Linked DNA regions of Mus musculus: regions 1 and 3 are each linked to region 2. The links are chromatin loops, found by intact Hi-C in ENCODE. Cell type or tissue: left cerebral cortex. All regions are shown on one strand.

What was found. Hi-C counts contacts between places; a loop is a spot of excess contacts. Peaks named below come from ENCODE experiments on the same cell type or tissue, not always from the same donor. Only the 100,000 strongest peaks of a DNase experiment are listed, where the experiment ranks them.
Region 1: it touches region 2 in a loop (2.8-fold over the local background); 2 of 42 quality-filtered maps call a loop at or near these places.
Region 3: it touches region 2 in a loop (6-fold over the local background); 10 of 42 quality-filtered maps call a loop at or near these places.

Annotation. Positions count from the first base shown.
Region 1 is chr12:72,973,282-72,981,281 of GRCm38, reverse strand. No RefSeq gene overlaps it. Among named protein-coding and RNA genes, the nearest start is that of Six6, 37 kb to the right of the region's middle. In left cerebral cortex, CTCF peaks have their summits at 4,368 and 7,958 (motif pointing right); DNase peaks (open chromatin) are centred at 4,380 and 7,955.
Region 2 is chr12:72,660,230-72,668,229 of GRCm38, reverse strand. Dhrs7 (dehydrogenase/reductase (SDR family) member 7) reads left to right here and starts at 3,402. Exons shown (of 7, transcript NM_025522.5): 1 at 3,402-3,601. The coding sequence starts at 3,469. In left cerebral cortex, a CTCF peak has its summit at 3,425; DNase peaks (open chromatin) are centred at 3,100, 3,396, 3,846 and 4,363; H3K4me3 peaks cover 1,969 bases; H3K27ac peaks cover 1,263 bases.
Region 3 is chr12:72,757,282-72,765,281 of GRCm38, reverse strand. It overlaps Ppm1a (protein phosphatase 1A, magnesium dependent, alpha isoform), which reads right to left and starts at 4,071. Exons shown (of 6, transcript NM_008910.3): 1 at 3,651-4,071. In left cerebral cortex, a CTCF peak has its summit at 244 (motif pointing left); DNase peaks (open chromatin) are centred at 3,332, 4,206, 4,744 and 7,547; H3K4me3 peaks cover 3,534 bases; H3K27ac peaks cover 2,360 bases.

The DNA.
Region 1 (8,000 bases), 310 kb before region 2:
CAAATTACACGGCCATTCTTAGCTTTAAGGAAAGCAGAGAGCTACAATCCCATCGTGTTCCTGGAAGGAGCTGCTGGAGTTTGGATGTTGTCTTACAGGCTTGGTCTGAAGGGTGACAGTGTTGGGAGGTGATGGACCTTTGGGAATGGAGCCCAGTTGGCGACACTTAGGTCTCCGGGGTGTGCCTGTGGAGATGATTGTAGGACTCTGACCATTTCTTTACCCTTGTTTGCTCTTTGGCCCGTGACATAAGTATCGTCATTCTGCCAAGTGCCAACCTTACCAGAGGCTCCAAGCAAAGAGATCAGCAGGTCATATAATGCATGCCTGGGCCAAAATAACCTTTAAAAAAGTCCATTTAATCCCACCACTTATATTTTCTTATGCACATGAGTCTCAACTTTATATACCTGGCCTACATCTATCTTCTCAACTACAGATCTGTTAAAGTAACCTGGACTCCATTATGTAGGTATTCGCAAGTAAACGTTTTTCAGAAGTGTACAGTTTATTTTCAGAAGTACAAGTGTACAGTTTCGAGGTTGGTGATTAAGGCCATGGGCAAAAATCTAGCCAGATGCCTAGTAGGTTTTTGGTACAGACAAATGAATTAAATATGGGCTTTATATTTCACAGCTTGGAAAACAAGAATGTTATGTCACAATGCATAAATTATTTGAAATTTAAAACAATGAGTTTAGAAAATAGGGTCTCTAGCCCAGGGTGGTTTTAAAAATCAGGATTCTACTGCCTCGGATTTCCAAGTCTGGATTTATTAGTGTCTGCCGCTGTAGCTGTGAAACTTCAGATTCCATTAGGAAAGTTTTACCCCAACAGTGCCCCCCCATTTGTTTATGTTAATATTCATGTCTAAACATAGCTTCCCCCCCCCCCCAATGGCAGAAACGTGGTTCCTTCGAGTCAGGATTAGAAGCATCATGGGTAACTTCATGGAAACACAGGCTCCCAGCAAGTTTTGATGGATGCTAAAGCCCGAGGAGAGCCACTGCCGTATGTGATGGTGGACCCACCCAGGAATCATCTGGGGATGAGTAGGTTAAAGATGTCAGCTGCATCCCAGAGTCTCGGGGTGTGTGAAATTGCCTTGCTTCCAAGCCTGGCTTCATACTAGCCTTTACTCAGGCAAGACTTCAACCAAATCACTAGTGCTCTGACCTTATCTCGAGAGATCCGGATTCCATGGATTTGCTTGGGGCCCTGGCACAACTATTTTCCTAAATCTCCGACTTCCCAGAAAAGTGACCTTTGTCATATTAGCTCAGCACTGTCTTGCCTATGATTAAATGAGATAGTAGTGCTTATGTAAAGAGACTCTCAAGACAAAGCCTGGCTCACAGCAAGCTCAGGACAGATGCTCTTAGAGCCTCCTGGTTTATGTTTAGAAATCACGGAGCTAGAGGGTGCCCTTATTCTCTGAAGCTGAGCATGGATGGAGCAATTCTGTATAAGAGGTTTGTGTAGGAGCTAGGTTCCTCGGTCTGCTATTTCGTCCGCATGATCAGTCTTATCTATTCCTGTTGGTGGTGACACTGTGCCCCCTCACCTGCGGAGACATGAAACTGGAGCACTTTGTAAATGACTCTCTCCTCCTTTAGCTCGGTGGAGTTCAATAGAGCATTTTCTCTTTCCAGCTGCATTCTGCGGGTTGTTTTATGTCTCCTTTTCACATTACATGCTTAGCAGAGTCTTAGAGATAAAACCCTTCACCCTGACATACGTACTGGCTCCGGGTAGCTAAGGTATCTGAGTCCCCAGGACTTGATTTCCTTGTCTGGGGTGGGGTTGGGGGCAGATAGTTATTTCAGTGTGGCTGCTGTGAAAGATAACAAGCACAAATGTCCACACAGCACCCAAGCATCTCTTGTGTGCCCTTAATCTGCAAATATTCAAAGAAAACAGACACAGCCTTCCCACAGCTGTGTGTACAACTGTGCCATTCATTTTAGGTCCAGATTACCGACATTGCCAGGACAATGACAAAGCACAGCTTCCCTTCCCTGTGGCGTTTCATGATGAATAGTTTGTTTGTTTGTTTGTTTGTTTGTTGCTTTGAGCCTGTGGTGATCCTCCTGCCTCTGCCTCCCAAGTACTGGAATTACAAGCATCCACCACCACACTCAGAGTGACTGGCTATTATGATAACTATTGAGTTCAGGCTAGCCCCAAAACTTCCTATGTCACTGAACAATGCCTTGGACTCCAGATCTTCCTGCCTCTACCTCCTAAGTGCTGGGATTTCAGCTGTATTCCACCATGCCTGGCTCATAAGGCTCAGGCGATTGAACTCAGGGCTTTGTGCATGCTAAGCAAACATTCTGTAAACCGAAGCTACAGTCCCTATGCATGGCTGTGTGTAAGTGCGTGTGTGCCTGTGTGTGTGTGTGTGTGTGTGTGTGTGTATGTGTGTGTGTGTGTGTGAATTAAAACAACAACAACAACAACAAAAACCATCCTCAATTCCAAACAGAATTTAACTACCAGAGAGTTCCTTTTAAATTTTTATCTATGAGTTTTTTTTCTTTCTTTCTTTTTTCAAGACAGGGTCTCTCTATGTAGTTCTGGCTGTCTTGGAACTTATTATATAGACCAGGCTGTCCTTGAAGTCACAGAGATCTGCCTGGCTCTATCTCTTGAGGTACTGCAATTAAAAGTGAGTGTCACTAGGCCTGGCTTGCTTTTAAGTTTTAACATTAGTGTTTTGATATGTTTCTCCTGAAGTTACAAAAGTATCTGTTCTCTAACATTTACCTGGCACATTTAAGAAAGAAAGCAAGCAATAATAACGTTAGAAGCATGAAGGGCCACTTTGTGTGTTTTCTCATGTAATTCATAGATGATGGGTACTAAACAGCTAAAAACTAATTTCCATCCATGAGGAAATAGACAAATCATGTTTCCAGCCTTTTGGTGACATTGTTTCAGGAGTTGGTTCCTTGAAAAAGATATGACCAGTGTGACTTCTGCCATGGAATCCCACCAGGAATTCTTCTCGCCCTTGACAGTTTGTAGTGAGACATTAGTAGCATAGAGTCTTCCCTGGGCACAGGCTGCAGCTGGTTTAAACTTACCTCTGCTTCCAAGGTACCATTCTGTACCTTGCTCTAGCCCCACACAACACAGAGCACGGCTCTCAGCATTTTATGTGTGCTTACTGGCGTGCTTCAAGCAGCTGGTTTTTATTTTAGTTACAATTAGTCATACTGTTCTCTGGCCTTGGAATTCATAAGTTTTGGATGGAGAGGCTGTTCTTGAAAGCCTTCTTGAAAGTTTGCTGCTGTGGTTGTTGACAGATGAAGGATGCCCATGCATTGGCTGCGATGCATTTAGTCTATCAGGCATATTTAAAAAAAAAAGATTTATTTATTTGTTTATTTATTTCTTTATTTATTTAATGTATGTGAGTACACTGTAGCTGTACAGATGGTTGTGAGCCTTCATGTGATTGTTGGGAATTGAATTTTTAGGACCTCTGCTCATTCCGGTCAGCCCGTTCCTTCTAGTCTACTCTACTTGCTCTAGCCCAAAGATTTATTTATTATTATACATAAGTACACTGTAGCTGATTTCAGACACACCAGAAGAGGGTGTCAGATCTCATTACGGGTGGTTGTGAGCCACCATGTGGTTGCTGGGATTTGAACACAGGACCTTTGGAAGAGCAGTCAGTGCTCTTACCCACTGAGCCATCTCGCCAGCCCTATCAGACAAATTTTTAAGTATCTTGCATTGGTCCTAGCATTTCAGATGTGATTTAAGTGTGATTTGTGGGAATTTGTACCATAATTCTGATGAATTGCTTTGCATGTTAGGACTTGGGTTTCCTAGTTAAGGAATTTTTACTTATTTCAGATAAGCCAGTTGTGAGTACTGTATTTTCCACTGGCATTTCCAGTCACTTCAGTGCACTTTTATAGCTCAAAGCTTGTTTAATTTCTTGGATTTAACTGAATTCTAAACGTCTACAATTTAACCTGCAGAGTTAGTTGATGGGAAACATTTGGTATTGGTAGTAGGAGTGATTTGTTTCCCCCAACTGAACATTTAACCGAATCTTTCATTTGTGAGCCATTTCTGAATCTCTATCGTTTGCCAAGTTCCATGCTGCAGGCTGGGGTACTCATAACAAGATGGAAGATGGGCTCTTGTCCGAAAGAGATTGCTGTCAACAGGTGGGCCAGAGACCAGTCACTCACAACAGGATCGGTGGGCCAGCGACCACAACGATCACAACAGGGTCAGTGAGGAGACTGACTGTCTTGCAGCTGGGGCCCTGTGACAGTGTCTCTGAGCTGTGGAGACAGGCTGCCTAGCCAGAAGAAAACAGAGCAGAGAGCTTTCTTGTACGCCAGGTGGTGCTGCTGCTCTGCTGTAAGGGCTGCGGTCACCCGAAGATCCTGGCGTCCTGTTATCTTTGCGTTTGAACTGAAAAGCTGTTTTCTTAGCCCTCTCCCTCTCCGTGCTTTGCGTGTATTTACATCTGACTGAAAAGAACTCCCTCTCCGGAGTTCCACCTCCTATCTTACTGGGGGAATAGATAATTTTTACTTAAAGGTATTCAGGCGTTCTTGGAAAATATGGTATTTACTATTTAAATCCCCTGAGTTTTTATTTTGTGGTTTGGGATGGCCTAACGAACTTTTGGAATCTCCTTTGCTGGGGATGGGAGGGTGGGGTTGGGGGAGGCGAAGGGGGGTTGGGAAGACTGGAGTGGAGGTGGGAGGGGCTGTTCTCAGGCGCTGAATTGCAGTTTACGGTTTTTTTTTCTTTCTTTCTTTCTTTTTTCTTTTTAAAATACAATCGAAGCAGTATTTCTGGTAAGAAAAGTTATTAGGTGTTTATGGATGTTTCAAAAGACCAGGGGACGGGGGAAATGCAGATCCCATGTTAAAATGTACACCTGGGGACTCTTTAACACTTTGAACAGAACCCAAGTTGGGAGGGCATGAGCTCCTTAAAGTGGTAGTTGTTTCTACTGGGGGAGGGGGTGCTCGTTGGATGCTGCCCAGGAGCACAGGATTGCCAGGAGCAGCCCCAGGGAGGATGAGTTAGCTCGGCAGCCAGGTAGGACGGGAATGTGTGTTTTCCTCTTACTTCCGCCACATCCCACATCCTCCTGAACAGGAAGAGCACTGCCTTTTTCTGAAGGCCCCCTTTTTTATCTTCTTCCTCCAGAGAATCCAGCAGGAGGCAGCTTATAGCAGGAGGGATAACAAAAATGTATCGAAGTTCTTTAAGGCACACAGAGAGGATGTGAGGTGTTAACCTTAGAAAGCTTTAGTTTCTCCAGCGTTTGGAAATGAAGCTGCTTTGAACTGGCTTTTGCAGGGCAGGCGAGCCCTGGCCTTTGCCTCTGTGTGCTTTTCTAACTGATCCACTGTGAGATCAGTAGGGCACAATTGCAAGTTTAGTCTGTCAGTGGTCGTTTTAGCTTTCAAAGTTTGGAATGGCCTCGGAGGACGAACAGACAGACTGACCTATACGGTCTAAAATCTAAGAAAATTAAAACAGGTGTTTTTTAAGATACTGTTTTGGGATAGTGGCATGAACATGGGGTTCAGTGTTCACCTCCTTCTAACCTCTTCACTTCCAAAGTCATAAAAACTGTCACTTAATATCTCATGATAGTGTTTGTTTTTAAGCAGATTGCTCATGATTATTTAGGTATATTATAGTACATAAAGTCCATGCAATATATTCTTATTACATAGTAAATTGTAAGTATGATTGATTCATATGTGACTTTTTAGAGTGATAATGGGTATTGAGCCTAGCATCTCATACCTGCTAGATCCCTAACCCCTTTTTTTGTTTTGACACAGAATGTTACAAATTTGCCTAGACTGTCCTAGAACTTGCTCACTTTCCCGAGTAGCTAGGATTGTAAAATCATACCACCAGGCTTGACTTGTATGATGCTAATATGTGGACATAATACATACTTCTTAATAGTTAAATATTAATGTGTTCAATTGCTTTGCATTGTATATTGTAGGATTCAGCTGGCATTATAAAGACAGCTATTCAGTAAGACTTAGGGCTGTATAAATTAGCATTTACATATTCTGAGCTCAAATTAAATATTAATTTAAGTGTTCAGTTTCTGCTGAAGTTTACAAGTTATTACTTGGCATATCCATGAGCTCAAGACAGAATTATGAAAAATTAAATGAATCTGTTAATCCCCAACTTACACGGGACTTATTAAAGAAACGTTTAAAGTCTTGAGTCAATGAGTTTCTTTTATATTAGTGTTTAGTGAGTACAGGTGCTTGCTTGAAGTCCTAGTAACCTGAGTTCAACTCCCACATCCCACAAGGTAAAGGAGAGAACCTCTGACTTCTAGTGTGTGCTATGACATGGGAGTGCTTGCACTTGCGTGAACATATACGCATATCGTCCACGAGCCAAAATGAGTAAATTAGACCATTGTTACAAAACCACAGTTTGTTCCTATAAGATAATTATCTATGATGGTTAGTTCCATTGGCTAGATAGCAAATGGCCAGTTAAGTTATAATGACTTTAATAACACCTTCAGCCTGATTTCAGGGTGATGTAGAGGAGAATTATTTAGTGTGGTGGCACTTTCATGAGGGAAGACCAATCCTAAGAAGACATTATAAAAGAAAGACGGTCTTAGGTTGACATTATATTAAAAACAAACAACCTTTTATTTGTCTGGTGGCAAGTTTTCCTTCTGCATCCATTTACAAGAGTTGAGGATTTGTGCATCTTACAGCACGCATCTCCTACCTAACCTTCTCTCTCTGTGCTCCCTGCCCTGGTTTGCTCAGATAAAAGACCAAGAGCAACGTGGGGAGGGAAGGGTTTATTTAACCTTACAGCTCCTATGGATCACAGTCCACCATTGAGGAAGCTGGGCAGGAACCTGAATTGGAAGGCTGCTTACTGCCCACTCCCATGGATCGGATCGATCATTTGCTCACCTGGCCCTAGGCTGGCTCCCACGGCTCATGGGTTGCTCCCTGAGCTCATTCCTCTTGTGGCTCGCGCCTCACTCAGCTAGTTTTCTTATCCAACTCAGGCCTACCTACCTAGGGATGGTGTCTCCCCAGAGGGCAATCATTAATTAAAAAAAAAATCCCTACAGACTTGAGTGATAGAGGCATTTTCTCAATTGAGGTTCCTCTTCCCAGATAACCAAGTTGACAAAGAAACAAGAACAGGACATAGGTCCTTGTGCCATCGACATCACCTGGGCGCTTCTTTATCCCAGGTGTCTGATCCCAGCCTAGCGATATCCAGCAGAACACCTAAGGCTGGGGCTTGGGAACCTGGGTCACAAAATCTCCTTGAATTGTTTGTGCATTTTTAGATTAGGTACCTCAGAAGTAAGATCTCTCCTCGTTGTAGGAATCAGTATCATAAACCAGTGTTTCTCAAACTGTGCTATGCACCAGAAACCTATAATGGATTCCTTAAACCCATTAAAATGGCTTTCTGGGCCCTTGTGAGAAGTTTCTGATTCATTTTAACCAATGGGACCCAGACAATGAAAAATTGAAAGTGTAGAATGGGGGCTTCTGGGTAAAGGATGAAAACTGTTGGTCTGCGCGCGTACGTGCGTGAGTGCGTGTGTGTGTGCGTGTGTGTGTGTGTGTGTGTGTGTGTGTGTGTGTGTACAGTGTGTGTGTGCACGCACGCACACGCTGGAGCGAGTGTGTGTATACCGAGGCGACTTTTGTATACTGAGATCTAAGGGATCACTCTTAGAATCTGAGAAACTACTTTTTGTAGCTCCTTCTCTCTATTTCCTCTAACTCTTTCTCCCCGTCTTCCCCCTGGCTCGACAGCAATGATGATAAGGTACGCCGGGGAGGAGTCAGGGGGCATGGAGACTGCCTGCCTGTTCTAGCCGGTTCATTTCTCTACATCCTTTATTTTTCACCAGCTTTCCTGATGGTAGAACTTCAGTATGCCACCAGGGGGCTCTCCTAACATTGTTTTCTCTTCTCTTT
Region 2 (8,000 bases):
GTTCCCCCCTCCCCCTCTGCTGTTGAAAGGTTTCTGTCCCAACATAGAAGGCTGTTTGCGTTGAATTATGGAGTCTGGAACAATAGTTACATTGTTTCTACAGTGCAATCCTGATTTCCGGAAGAAGTGGCACAAAAGGGAAGAAAGCTGTTGCCACCCTTTCAAAGGGGAACAGGTGAGAGAGCCGCAGTGAGTGGGTCTCTCATCATTGTGTAACTTCCCTGTTCAGAGAGGAAATGATGTTTCGAGTGGATGTAGCTAGTGCTTGGATTTTGCCCCTTTAGTTATTTAGATTTTACATTTAAGTGGTTAAAATTCTGCCAGCTTGAGACGGTCATGGTGGCACATACCTGTAATCCAGTCCTCAGGATGCAGAGGATCAGAACTTTGAGGCCAACCTGGTCTCCGTAGTGAGTGCCAGGCCAGCCGAGTGTGTTTGTTAAAACTACAACTGCACAGCTAAGGACCGCTGCTTCCCGAGACCCAGCCTGTTCCTGCTCTGTTATGAGCACACAGGTCTCAGGAGAGTCCCCACATCTGCTCGCCTGTCCTTCTTGTCTTCAACACTTTCTTCCCAGGTTCTGTGGTGATATCTGCACTGGAATTGACATGCAATCCTGGTGCTGGCTGTGTTCAGTGTCATTACCACAGACCCCGGAGTCCAAGCCTCCTGTTGTCTATTCTTTCTCACTGCTGAACAGAAGAAATGAGGAAATAATATTATAATTAAAATTATAATATTATAATATATTATATATTATGATATCATAATAGATATGTTATCTAATGATGATTGAAATGGGCTCACTAAATATATAACTGGGCTCAGTGGTAGAGAACTTGCCTAGAATTTTTGAGGCCCTGGGTTTGAACTTAAGCGTGCACGCACACACACACACACGCGCGCACACACACACACACACACACACACACACACACACACGAGGTGGGGAGGGCATAACTGGATTCCAACATGAATTACTGAATAATGCTATTGTTCAAGTGAAAAATAATTTCTGAAGTTGACATTGGTTTGTGTTTTCCTTCTCTAATGCCCAAACTGTCATGTGGTTTTATTGTAGTTTTTTTTTAACTAGTCAAGGTCTTCCAGGGAAACAAAAACACATACATATTTATGAGTGATGGTAAAGAATTGGTTCACATGGCTTTCAAGTGCAGTAGGCCTGACGTCCCTAGCACACAGGCAGCTGGAATTCAGGGGAGAGGCGAGGTAATTGGAACCCAAGGGCAGTCTGGAAGCAAGATCTTCCTAGCCTTCTGCTGTTTTCTCATAACACTTCAACTGATTGAACTCCCCACATTATGGGGGGTAGGTATGTGCTTTATTGAAAGTCTACTGATATAAATGTTAAATAAATCTTAAAATACCTCACAGTAGCATCTAGACTAACATTTTAACAAAATTTGGATGTCATGGTCTGGCCAAGTCATGTTGCTGAACCATCTCCTCGGACCCCAAAGTGAATCTTTTTTTTTTTTTTTTTTTTTAAGGAGTTAGAGATCACTGTTTTAAAAGTGAATTTTTTAATATGATGATTATGAATCATCCTGGTTAGGAGTGCTTCCTCCAAACCAACATGTGCAGTTATTGTGTTCAACTAAGTGTTCCGTTTGTTAACATAAAACATTCTGAGTTTGAGGCAGGTGATCTCTCTGAGTTTGAAGCCAGGGTGGTCTCTATAGTGAGTCCCAGCACAAGCAGTGCTCCGCGGTGAGAGCCTGAAATGAAACAAAACAAGGCAAAAAAAGTCATGTTAGTAAAGCTTTTTTTGTTTGTGTGCATGAATGTTTTGTCTGAAAGTATGTTTGTGCACCATGTGAGTGCCTGATGCCCTCGGAGGTCAGAGATGGGAAATGGATCCCCTGGGACAAGAGTTACCAACAGATGTGAGCTGCCATGTGGGTGTGGAAATTGAACCCAGGTTCTCTGCAAGAGCAACAAGTGCCTCTAACAGCAGAGCCACCTCTCCAGCTCCAGTACGGAAAAACACTCTAAAGCTCTGCCTTGGCACTTCGACACTCAGCACCCACCCGGGTCTAATCCCTAGGGGTGGACAGGAAGAGATCATAGCTTCCTGCCAGTCTCCCAAGCCCAATGTCCCAGTCTCAGATCCCTCATCCCCACAGCTTGGGGTTGTGACCCATCGGAACACTAGATCCACTGCAGTCCTGTCCTTTTACAGAAGGGGAAACATTTGGGATAAGATTCATCATGAGACTCTGTGTGGTATTTTAAGACATCTTATTACAAAAGTAATGTGCTACAAAATAAAAATAAAATTCACATGGCCCAGGTGATACGTCAATTAGAGCAATTCTTGACCAATATTATTCCAAATGGCAGTCCAAAAGTTTAGCTAACTGACATGCACCTTGAACTATACCACAGCAATTTCTGATTAACACTAGTTCAAATATTTCCTGCATAGATCACTCTAAAGATGCAAAATATAGACCTTTGTAAACCTTTTCTCACTGCAATGAAAAAAGTGACAATTCAGCTGGGCGTGGTGGCGCACACCTTTAATCCCAGCACTTGGGAGGCAGAGGCAGGCGGATTTCTGAGTTTGAGGCCAGCCTGGTCTACAAAGTAGAAACAGAGAAACCCTGTCTCGGAAAAAAAAAAGTGACAATTTATAAAAACAATACTAACAAACACAGAAGAAAGAACAGAGCAATTAGTGTGCACAGAGGCCTTTCCATATTCAAATGCTGTCAAATGATAATGGCATCATTTACAAACGGTGGCAGGAGGACACCAACCTGAGTGTTTTTAGCTCCTGGAACTTAGCAACAGTTGCCTTCTAGCCCAGTTAGTTTTATGTTCTGATTACTCTGGGCCATGATAGCCAACTTTTGGCCAAATATGAGTATCATTTGTAATGTTTTTCTAAATATAAGCGGCCAGTCCACGAGGGCAACCCAGTTCAAGTGCTGAGTTACTTCGGTATGCTTATCTCAGTCCACAAGCTTAAAGTGAAAGGAAAACAGATTAGGAAGAGTGAGTGAGGGTTTGGCTCAGCTTTTGGGAGCTTGCCCAGCGCGAAGAAGGACCTGGGCACAATTCCCAGCGTGGAGCGGGGGATGGGGCCTCGGGGTCGGAGCGGGCAGTGATCAAAGTTTTGTTTTGTTTCTCGCCAAGGCACCACCAAAGCCCTGAAAAGTCGTCCTAAAAACAGCTGTTAAAGACTCCTTCATGCCCTCACAAATCTTGTTGACTGCTCTCCCAACAGCAGTTTCCCAAGATTCCATGCCTTCTATTGCAACACCCCGGCAGTCTTGCACGCAGTAGGGACGCGCAGAGACGCCGTGGTGCAGCCCGGGACACAGATGGAGCCCCACCTTCGGGGACTCGCTAGGCGGAGCCCCGGGTTGTGACCCGCCGCGTAGAGGGCGGGCGCCGACTGTCTTCCGCTTGCGGCAGAGTCGGGTAGGCAAGGGACAGCGATGAGCTGGGAGCTGCTGTTGTGGCTGCTGGCGCTGTGCGCGCTGATCCTGCCCCTTGTGCAGCTCTTGCGCTTTTTGCGGGCGGATGCGGACCTGACCTTGTTGTGGGCTGAATGGCAAGGGCGACGCCCAGGTGAGCATCCTCTACAGCCTGGGCTCTAAGGAAGATCAGGGCCGAGGTCCCTCCCAGCTGTTGCCAAGCTGAGCCTTGACCAAGGGCTGAGGGTCCGGGAGGAAGAGGCAGGGGCTAAACAGGCAGTACCCACTCTGTCGCTTGTCTTAATTCGAAAATGGCCCTGATTTGTTACCCAGACTAGGATAGAAAACGTCAAACCCCAAGAGAGCGCTGCAATTCTCTGATGCCTGCAAGACACAGACTTCTTCCGTAGGATCCCCGGACACTCTCAGGGAAGGCACCATGGAGAGCAGAGTGTGTCCCTTGCTTTCTAAGAGGCCGGAACATTCTTTGATCCTGCACTTTTTACTTTCCCGGAAGCACCCAAAGAAAATTTGGCCTGAATCACTTACTCACCTGCTCACTTGGTTAAAATTTTCGCAATAGAAAGCGCTGAGCTGGCTTTTTGCCAGGAGGGAGATCATTCTGTGTACAGTAAGGCACGTTTCGCCCGCTCCACTTCGATCTGCAGCTTGCGTGGTGTTTAATGTTCACTTAATACATGATTCACATGCTCCGATATATCAGTTCACAGATGCTGCTGGGTGTTATGTCACGTTGGCAGTGTGTTCAGCAGGCCACAGACAGCCTCTGACCTTTGGCGTTAACAATTCTGATGACATGGGCACTCTTCGTATTGTTTTTCAGTTAAAGACATTGACAGAGAAACTCAAAGCCTCCCTAGGTAGGCTTTTCTGATCCTTAAAGGACTAAGTGGGATTCCACTGTTCGTGGTGGAAAATACACAAAGCACCCGAACAAAAATGCTTTGAAGTAGCTGGTGGCTCAGAAGGTACTGCATTCAAAGTCAGCAGGGCAGGAGTAGGTGACAGCTGGATCTTGGATTTTATGTCCCTCCCAGATGTTGGCAGGCATCCTTGCTGTCTTTTCTCTGAAGCTGCATTGCCTTGGCTCAAACAGTTGCAGTACTGACAAATGCAACTGCACAGTGTGCTTGTGGATTCAGCGCTGCAAAACAGGAGAGGGCATGGCTGTGACTCGGAGACTGTCAGTGTTGAGGGCAAGAATCCTAAATACCCCATACATCTTTTAACTGTAACTCTCCACTGAGCACCATTGAGACAGATGGATGTATCTGTAAGCTCACGGTCAATAGCAGCCTGTGGATGTTGTTTGTGTTTGGCCTCATTTATTTAAATGGAAGATTGAGTTAAACTCAGTTTATAAATTATGTGACTGTATAAAAGTTATTAACACATTAATTATGTCTGAAATGTAGGTGTGTTTAGTCTTTTTTTTGCGGTGTAATTTTTTTATTACATATATTCTTCATTTACATTTCAAATGCTATCCCCAAAGTCCCCTATACCCTCCCTCCGCCCTGCTCCCCACCCAACTCACCCACTCTCCTGCTTCCTGGCCCTGGCATTCCCCTGCACTGGGGCATATGATCTTCGCAAGACCAAGGGCCTCTCCTCCTATTGCTGGCCAACTAGGCCATCCTCTGCTACCTATGTAGCTAGAGACACAGCTCTGGGGGGGGGGTACTGATTAGTTTATATTGTTGTTCTACCTATAGGGTTGCAGACCCCTTCAGCTCCTTGAGTACTTTCTCTAGCTCCTTCATTAGGGGCCCTGTGTTCCATCCAATAGCTGACTGTGAGCATCCACTTATGTATTTGCCAGGCACTGGCATAGCCTCACAAGAGAGAGCTATATCAGGGTCCTGTCAGCAAAATCTTTCTGGCATATGCTGTAGTGTCTGGGTTTGGTGGTTGTATATGGGATGGATTCCCGTGTGGGGCAATCTCTGGATGGTCCTTCCTTCCGTCTCAGCTCTGAACTTTGTCTCTGTAACTCCTTCCATGGGTATAGAGAAGACAGGACGTAGGGAGGGTGTGGCCTCTGTCTCGCGCTGGAGAGAAGCAGCTTCCACATCGTGTGAGGGATGAGGCAGAGAGTGGTGCAAGGCCTTGGGAGAGATTTCTCAAGCTGGCATTAAACTCTGGGTTTCTTGTCAACTCTCAGAGTCTGATTTTTTTTTTTTAAGTCGTTGTCAGATTCTATGGAAACACTAAGAAAAAAAAAAAAAGGATGCTAGATTAAAGGACGGGAAGATAGGTGTTAGATCTGTGATCATGTGGGCATAAAACGAGCCGCTGGAGACCATTTTCACTCAGGCTTTACATAATAGGTGTTTATTGGTGTAAACAAGGTTGGACTCTGTTAATTTAGGCTGATTAGTAACAGTTACAGCGTAAATGAATGGTGTGTAGGGTAATGTGTAGACAAGCTTTTAGCAAGCAGTTGTGAATGGCTAGCTGAGCACACAGCCTCTCATTCATTCAAAGTCTTTGGTCAATTGTACTCTCTCCCCAAAAGCATCTTACCTGAAAGGAAAGCTTTGTTTACATAGTTTGGTTATTTCTAGGACAAGTTGTATGTGTTCCAGTGTCTAAGAAACAGTTGGGTTTTAAAATGTTTGGGGCTTTGACGGTAGTTTGATGATAGAGAGTACCTGTGTCTGTAATGCTTGCAGCTTGGGCTCAGTCCTCAGCACTGGGGACCAAACTTGACCATATCTGAATGTGTGCACCACAACACAGCAGACAGTGTTTTGTTTCAGCTAGGCTTCTTGGTGTTTATTCAGTAGATACTTACTACTTATGGAGTCCTTTTGATATTCTAGTCTCTGCAAGATATTAGGCCACCGGTGAGGAGGAGGCGGCCAGAGTCGATGCCTCGGTGCATTTAATAGACAAGTGTGGAGAGCTCTCCCCCTCACTCCTGGAGACCCCAGTGTTCTGAAGAACTCGGACTCCATAAAGTTCCTGTGATGTTTTTTTTTTTTTTTTTTTTTTTTTTTGGTGGTGGTGGTGGTGGTGGGGTTCCGAGACAGGGTTTCTCTGTATAGCCCTGGCTGTCCTGGAACTCACTTTGTAGTCCAGGCTGGCCTCGAACTCAGAAATCCACCTGCCTCTGCCTCCTGAGTGCTGGGATTAAAGGCGTGCGCCACCACCGCCCGGCCCTGTGATGGTTTTTAATATGGAATTGTTTAAGCTCATAGACAAGAATGAAGTAAGGCCAGCCGAGAGAGCCTTATTGCCCTCTGTCACGGGACAAATTAGAGCCCACAAGAGACCATGCGAGGTCTGGTGAGCGTAACAAAGCCGCAGAATTTAGTAGGCCCCAGATCTTAGCACATCCGACGCCATGAAAAGCCGTTTAGAACATAAAGCAGCCGCACCTGCTGAAACGAAACAAAGACCTAATCCATCGAAGTCCATAGTTCGGGAAAGGCTCTAAATGTACTAGCCTTGCTTCTTAGCTTCTGTAGTTCAGCTTCTGGAATATGCCAGCCCAGAATATAGTCTTGTTGCTTGGAGTGGTGGCGCATGCCTTTAATCCCAACACTCGGGAGGCAGAGGCAGGCGGATTTCTGAGTTCGTGGCCAGCCTGGTCTACAAAGTGAGTTCCAGGACAGCCAGGGCTATACAGAGAAACCCTGTCTCGAAAAACCAAAAAAAAAAAAAAAAAAAAAAAAAAGAAAAAAAGTTTTTGTGCTTAAAAGCTCACCCCAAGAAAGGCCCGGGGCTATACTGGGATCCCAAACACCAGATGGCTATTAAAGACTTCCTATTGGCTTTAACCCATGCCCGAGCAGTCATCTCTGGTGCGTACCCACAACTGTGAGACCGGCAGTTAAAGCTGCTTGCAGTATAAGCCTGATGGCCCGAACTCCATCCTGCACGCCCCAAAAAGGTGGAAGAAAAGAACTGGCTTCTCTGGTTGTCCCCCTGACTGCCAGCCAGCACGCACCAAGGCACATGTACACACACCCCGCCATGCACACGCGCACACACAGTTAGGATAATGTGTCATTCTAGTAATGAAATTTAAAACGTTAAATCCAGAAAGAGGGCTGGGACAAGGGGTCACACCGCTGGGAGGGTGGCACTTATGGTGTGGAGGCAGGAGGATGAGGTGCATGCTTCAGGCAAAGGCAACAACTGTCTAAGTACAACAACAACAGAACAGATGATCATACTAGATCATACTATTGAGCAACATATGGCATTTTCAAAGGCATCTGTGGTTCCACTTCAGAAATTAGAATTTATTGCCTTCTCATTTAATTGAGAAGGCAATGAGTTTCTAGTCACTAGCTTTAATTTCCCCTGTTAAATAAGCAGATAAATTGAGTGAAACCATATAGTGATGAGGTTCAGCTACAACTAGATTCTAGTAGATTTACCAAGATTCCAAACTATACAACATATGGTGTGGGCTGCCTACTAACAATGTGGTTTGTTTCTAGCTTTTCTGGAGGGTTTTTTTTTTTTTTTAAGACAGGCACAGGCTTTCTCTGTGTAGCCCTGCCTGTCCTGGAACTCAC
Region 3 (8,000 bases), 97 kb before region 2:
GGAAATCAAATCTCAGTTCTTTACTGAAAAAAAAAAAGAAAAAGAAAAAAGAAAAAAAAAAAACAACAAATGTTCGTAGCCAGGTTTTTCAACATATATAAATTTGCACTTCTTAGTTTCTTGTAACATTTGTCAAGTCATGAGCTGGAGAGAGAGTTCAGCAGTTAACTGCTCGCTCTTGTGGGTCAAGAGTTCAATTCCCAGCAACCACAGCCATCTGTAATGGGATCTGATGCCCTCTTCTGGTGTGTCTGAGGACAGCTACAGTATGCTTGTATACATAAAAAAAATGTTTATGTAAAGGTAGATAGAGCTTATCACACTCAATACTTTCTCTGGCTCTTCTTGCCTTGGTAGTATTCAGACAGGCAATATAAAGATTACAATCATTATATATATTTTTTTATTCATTCATTCATTCATTCATTCATTCTGTAAACACATAATGAAGCAAAAAGGTGTTACTTATAGCTGAGTGTGGTGGCATGTGCCTTCGATCCCAGTACTGGGAGACAAGCATCAAGACAAGATGGATCTCTGTGAGCTTAAGGCCAGCCTGTCTACATAGCGAATCCTAAGCCAGCCAAGGCTATGTAGTAAGACCCTGTCCCAAAAAATAAATAGAGCTGGGCATGGTGGCGCACACCTTTAATCCCAGCACTCAGGAGGCAGAGGCAGGTGGTTTTCTGAGTTTGAGGCCAGCCTGGTCTACAAAGTGAGTTCCAGGCTACACAGAGAAACCCTGTCTCGAAAAAACTCAAAATAAATAAATAGATAAATGAATAATTTTAGATGTCATATAATATGCAGAACATGAAACATTAGAAAGCATGAAGAAAGAAAAAATAAAGAATATAGTCAGCCTTTCTTTATACATTAATCCAAGCTTCTTAAATGAGAATGGTTTATAACATGCCAAAAAATACATACATTCTTGCTAAAAACAACAAAGTAACCCATGAGGCCACTGAATTGATAAGTATTTGTGTTACCTGAAGACAGGGCAAGCATGACAACAATACAGGAAATCTAACAGCCGCACATTTGTGCTTCTGCTCTCCTGAGGGCCATCCTGCATATGTCACAGGGCCAAGGCTTAGTTTAACTGTGTCAACTCCCCTTGAGCCCGGTTTTTTTTTTTTTAAACTGTCTTTTAATTTGATTAAAGATGAAAAGCACTCACGGGTACTACTCAGACAATAGATGATTGTTTGAAAGGAACATCAAATATATATCAGAATTATTTTTGTATCAGTATAGACTAAGAACAGCAATACATTCTACTGGCCATAAAGTAAACAGCCAAGGTGAGGTTTGAAAAAATTAGAAAGATGCAGACATTTAGTAAGCACTTAGCAATATTTACAAGGCAACAAAAGAGGATGCTATACATTTTGGTAGGGGGGTGGGGAAGATGACAACTAGATATTAGGTGAATTTCCAAACAAAAGTTTAAGTTAAGACAAGATCAACAACACTTGGCTTGAACCAAAATACACAGACACACGGACACATAGACACAAAGAAGCTCACAATGTATTCTTATAATGCTCATCATATCCAACCACTGAGGACCCCAGCTTCTTCAAACATGCTGTCTCAGGTGCATGCTGTCCCCAAAGATGTCCCAGGACATCTTCTAGGCTTCCCAATGGCAAGAGAAAGAAAGATCAGTGAAGGCCACTACAGGAAGGTTCCCTAAAGCCGGGCCACAAACTCAATAGAACAGAGCCCAGAAAGAAAAACAACTTCAAAATGGTAAAACATCTAAGTAGCAGGTCTATCAGGTATGTAGTTGTTAAAGGTATGTTCAACAGTCACAGAATGGCAAAAGAATAATAATAAATATACATGTGATGATGTAATCTACCCCTTGGCATTACTGATTCCAAAGCTCAAAGGGTCAAATGCCTTGTCCCTGGGCACAGATATTTTCGAGCACATTTCTGGCAGAGCACCATTCCTTACAACAGGTTATACTATAATTATGGCTGGTCACTACAGCCCTTCATACTGAAATGTAGTCATTCATTCCATGTGAAAAATAGGGACACAAACCCTGCAAGAAGCAACTTGATGCTTCCAGTGGCCAATTTTACTATTTTTCAAACATGTATTACAACTAATATAAAACATTATCCATCTTAATATTTGATACCACCAACATAATTACTCCCCAGATGTAAAAGTGTTTAGTATTAATACAAATGTTTGAAGAAACTTGCACATATAGTTCATTATAATTTCAAGGTATTACTGCTGTAAGCTTCTAGGTTAAAAGCAGTCATCCCAACATAGCTGACTGTTCAATCAGGTATATACAAGACAAGTGAGGAGAACTTGGTCTTGCACCATTCAAGAGGCCCCGAGCTAAATCTATCCCCAGCAATGCAAAACAAACAAACACACACACACACAAAAATGCAGCCCAGAACTGTAGCACTGGGAAGATGATCTGCTTTGTGCTTCAAATTATTAAACAGTCAAGCAGACATTAAGGCAATAAAGGCGGTATTGAAGATAAGTATGTGGGTGTGTGCTCACTATCTTTCTGGTCCTTAGTTTCCTCATCTGTAACTACAGAAATAATCTTTGGCAAAGGCCCAGAATACAGAAAAGGTTAAAGGGAGGTGAGAACCAAGCACTATGTAGTGAGCCCTCAGAAACCCTAAAATCCTAAGGCCCAGAAAACAATCATTTAAGTTCTATGATTCTTCAGCAGGCTTCTCCTCCATCCAGTAGTAGTCATGTTTGAAATCTGAAAGCCAGGGTTTAAAAAGATTGTTTTTGTTTTTTTCTCTGAACCGTGGAAAACTACTCATTTTCGTAACGTCAAAATCATTTATTCTTCTCAAACAATGCCAATCTCCTTATACTCTAACCGCGCGGTTAAAAATATACCAGGAGCATTATTCCAACTATCAGGAAACTTGGGGTGGGGGCGGCATCGTAGATTGCTTAGACTCTGACCTTTGTGGATTTCTAAGTATCGTGTAGTGTTTGAGAAAAGAGAAAAACACTTTGGATGATGAAATTTGCAAAAGATCTAAAACTCCAGTTGGCAGAAGGCTCTCCACAGCCAGCTGTCTTTCAAGAAGGGGATCCGAGTGTGTTTACAACCTACAAGCAGAAGGGAGCCAAGCCTAAACTAAACTCTAACATAAAGAACTTTCCTCCAATATATCAGGCCAAAATGATGCAAAACCTGTAGTTTACTTCAATGGGTTTGCTCCAAGCCGGAATAATGAATGAAATGGAGGCATCACTACTGAGTTGGGGGCCTCACTTTCAACCCAGCGGGTGAGTCTCCAAATCCAGTGAACTCACGGGCTGATCTGCTTCAAGGGGAGACCCCGCTGCAGGCTCCCCGAAAGTTCCGCGGCCGCCAGTGTCCGCCCCGCCCGGCCGAGGGTCGCGCCCCCTCCCAGCCGCCGCACACACCCCGCCTCCGCCCCCGCCGCGTGTTAACCCCTCGCCACCCGGCGCGGGCTCGGGGAGGAGGCCGCCCAGGGGGTGGAGTTGTCGCGTCTCCTCCCGGGATCGCCCGGGCAGACGCCCGGCTTGTTTACAGGCCCCAGGCCTGGCCGCCGCCGCACAGGCCCTCCGCCCGCCCGCCCTCGCCCTCTTCCTCGCCCTCGCGCCGCGCTTACCCGGAGCAGCCGCGGGCGGGCGGGTCCCTCGGTCGGCCGGGGCGGCGGTGGCGACGGCGGCCGGGCACGGGGTCCCGCGACGGCGGCCGGGCCCGGGCGGAGGAGGGGAGGAGCCGGGCTGGGTCCGGGCCCCCGGCTCTCGGAGCCCTCGCGGCTCAGATCATCCGGGCGTCGGAGCGGGAGGCAGAGAGCGGGGCCCGCGGGAGGCGGAGGAGGCGCCGAGGACTCATCGCTTTCCGCCCCACCTGCCTGGGCCCCCCTCCCCCCGCCCCAGCCACCCGATCCCGAGCTGCGGACCCGGCCGGCGCGGAGACCACGGCGTTCTAGCTCCTGCGCGCGCTCCCGCCCCTAGCGCCGCCACCGCCGCCGCCTCTAGCGCGGCCCCGCGCACGCGCGCTCTCGACACCGCTGCCCCTCGCCCGGCCCCGCCCCGCCCCGCGCCGCCGTTTCCCCCACCCCCGGCCCTGCAGCTGCGGCGCGGCCCATGGGCTGGAGAGACCCGGATGTGGGAGGGCCGGAACTGCGGCTTGGGCGGGGGAGGGGCGGCGGTGACGTCACTGCCCTGCGCTGCTCCTCAGGTCGCTGCCGCGGGCCGATCCCTAGGGAGCGTGGACGTCCTGGGTGCGAGCCAGGCGCGCGGCCTTCGCGCTAGGGCGCAGAGGGCCTCTCCAAACCCGGCTGTCGTCGTCGTCCGCACCCGACTCTTACACCTGCCTACGGACGCCGGTCTCCAGGTGCAGTCTCGGTTAGCGCCCGGCACAGGGGACTCAGCCTGCCCCTTCGACCCCACGAGGCGCACACGAGTGCCGCGGCCATACCGCAGACGTGCGTGTGCAAACCGTTCACGCCTTGGGACACGTGCCTAGCTAGAGCTTCTCGCGGGTTGTCCCCGAGTCCCTGCAGGGATTCCGAATTGTATTTATGTGCACGTTACGGGGTCACGTGATTCGGGCTCAACGGGCACCTCCAAAGACCTCCAGTGGGGCTAATGGAACCGAGGGTTTTTCAAAATCTAGAGGATAATCAGAAACGTGACAGCTGCTTTCACGGAGAGCTAGAGATGAGCAAAAGGTAACTGCACGTGCAGGCGGCCAAAATCCAGTTTAGCTAGCTCGACCACAGAAAACCCGACCCACGCTGCTTGCCGACGCCGGGATAGAATGACAAACCCTAGGCAGCCAATGAATCAGAGCTGGAAAGCAGTACATCACCAGTATGAGTTCCCATTGGTTGGGTGTGCCTTCCCAGCTTTTCAGTCACCAGCTTAACCCTTACAACCAAATTCGCAGGAATAGAAGTTTAAGAGAGATTCTGATATAATACAAAGAAAAAGCATATATTCCGCTGAAATAGGCTAATGCTTTAAAAAAAAAAATACTAAAACTATTAGCCAAATTGAGTTCAGACCAGTAACAAGATTAATTTCAGTAAGGCCTTCCCCTTTTCTCTGGTGCTTACTGCAGTTTGCCACCCCGCTACTTCGTGTCTCTTATAAACCACTCCATTGTCTTGACTCTTAGATCAAATACAACCTGCTTTTGCCGGCTGTCATCCCGCAAACTATTTCTCTATTTTGGATGTTGTGGTAACCATTTCTGATATTTTCACCACGACTTATGGAAGATGATTCCCTTTTCTTCACTTTTACACCTGACATCAATGGCAGGACCACATGTGAGACTGCCAATTCCCAGCAGACACTATCTTCACTGACCCTCCAAATCACTCAGTATTTTGGGAATACGATGAATTTGTAGCACCTCCAGGTATATAAAGTAAAAATAAAATTCACTATACAGTTCTTAATTCTTTTCTATACAAGTGCAGAAATAAATGAAATTAGGTGCGAAATCTTTTAATGAAATGCTGTTTTATTATTATATACAATATGTTGTTTAGGTTTTGTTAAGTGGGGATGCTGAGGATTAAAACCATGTCAAGTCCTCAACCATTAAGCTCTGTCCTCAGCCCTGGTTAGGGTTTTTGTTATGTGCTTGTTTTGTTTTTGAGACAAGGTCTCTATGTAGTGCTTGCTGGCCTCAAACATACAAGGATCCTCCCAGACTGCCTCTGGATTGCTGATAGTACAAGCATGTGCCACCATACCTGACTCAATTCTTAGTACTACTATTAATACTTAAAACAAGTTACTGCACGATGGGCATACAAAAGTCATGTTGTGACAGCCACCATTTAGTGCTCTGTGTGTCTGTGTGTCTGTCTGTGTGTGTACAGAGTCTTGGCTTTCCCAGGCTGACTCTTGTGAAACTGAGGATTACTTTAACTGGTCCTCCTGCTTCCACATCCCTACCACCACACCTGTCTACAGTGCTCTTAAACAATACATTTTCTCGTTGAAGAGCTGAGTCATCTGTGGCAGTACACATGATAGGAAATTGGGAGGTTTTTGTCTGGGTTTTTAGGTTTACATTCCTGTAGTCTCTCTGTCCTATCTTTGTAAGAAAACTTGAGTAACAGAAGAGGTAAGAAAAAATACAATTTGATATAGTATGTAATATATAAAATATAATGATGAGATTTCTTTTTCCAGGAGTCTGACCAGTCAGTATATCACAGACAGCCAGTCAGTTGTGTCTCTGGACACCATTTGTAGTGTGAATGAGGAAACTTGTGGGCCATAAATTTAACATTTAGGAACTCGGAATTAGACATTAATATTGTCTAATGAAAGTTATTTGATTTTGATATTCCCTTCTATTATCAAATTTTTGGTGGTGGTGTTGAAACAGGGTCTCAAAAATAAACAGCCAAGTAAAAGTCAAAGATGTGGCACGCCCAGTTCCTACAGGAAGTTCTTAGTTCCTACAGGAAGCCTTTCTCAATCCCATTCTTACATTCAGACAAGAAGGCACAGCCAAGCCTTTATCTGTTGTGTTTGCTACTTCCCAGGTGTTAGTTCTTCCTTTATGACCAGTCTCAAGTCACCAAGATTAAGTCTCTGAATTTCTAACACTTAGACACAATATGCACATATTACCTCAGAAACACATAGCCCTGGCTGTCCTGAAACTCACACTTTCCTCAGCCTTCTGAGTGCTGGGATTGTAGATGCGACCACCATGAGGAAAGGGACTTTGGAAATAAGAGGGATAACTGTTTTTCAGGTTTTAACTGTAAGACTTTAATTAATCCTCTAACCCCTGTTGAAGTCTTGGTTAAATATCAGTTTGATCATTTTACATATCTAAAACCATCATATTCTGCATATATATGTATACACACACACACACACACACACACACACAGAGAAAGGAAGTCAAAAGGTAAAGTGTCAAAGTTCTGAACTTACTGTGTTCCCGTTGCCTAGGACTTGAGAGACTTGAGGCAAAGACACAGGGAAGCTAAAGCCCAATACACTTAATACGAAACATGAACTATTAGGGTAGGCCAGTGCTGGCACACACCTGTAATCCCAGCACTCAGGAGACAGAGGCCAGCAGATCTCTGTGAGACGCCAGCCTGGTCTACAGAGTGAGCTTCAGGATAGCCTGGGCTATACAGAGAAACCCTGTCTCAAAAAATAAAAACAAACAAACCCCTAAAACTATTAATATATGAAATTAAAGCCTAGTATACTCAATACTCTCTCCGTTATTAAAGATGAGGTATTTAATTTAAACTCAGTACTCTCTCCCTTTCCTCTACAATCCTGATTTTAAAAGAAAAAATTTGGGGGGTTACATTCTTATTGAATAACTATGATGGATGCATCCAGAGGCTCAGTCCTGAGGTGGCCTAACCCAGGCCTCTCAGAGTGCTCCCCCACCCCCACCCCGCATGTAAATGATCCTCCAGGATGCCTGAGAAGCCCCCTCCCCCAGCCAGCCAACCATCCTTCCACAGCAAGCTGAGCACTACCCAAGCACAAAGCCAAGTAGGCCAGAGATCCATCTGTCCTTTCCTCTGTCTGCTTCACTACCTGGTTTGGGCTTTTGTTTCTCCCATAGCCACTTCATGTATCCTCTTGTCTGCTTTCTTCTTGACTCTCTTCTCCCTTTCTTCTGTACTCCTTTTATTTCCTTTTCCTTTCTTGCCCTCATTTTTCTCTTTCTTGATTTGAATAGTTTAATCCAAAATGCAGTTTCTGTTACCCACTTTCTCCTGAACTTGAACATATGAGATAGCCCTAAACTGATCTCATTCAGGGATGGGGTACCCCACCCCATCCCCTCCCTCCCTCTCCCCCCTCACCATATCATGGTAATGAAAAACAGCTGTCTACAGGACTGTTAAAGAGTGGGAATGATTAGACTCAATGCCCTGTGTGACATCACCACTGAGGTGGGGGGCGGGGTAGCCAGCCATCTTCTGCTGCCTCTGTGCCTCCTG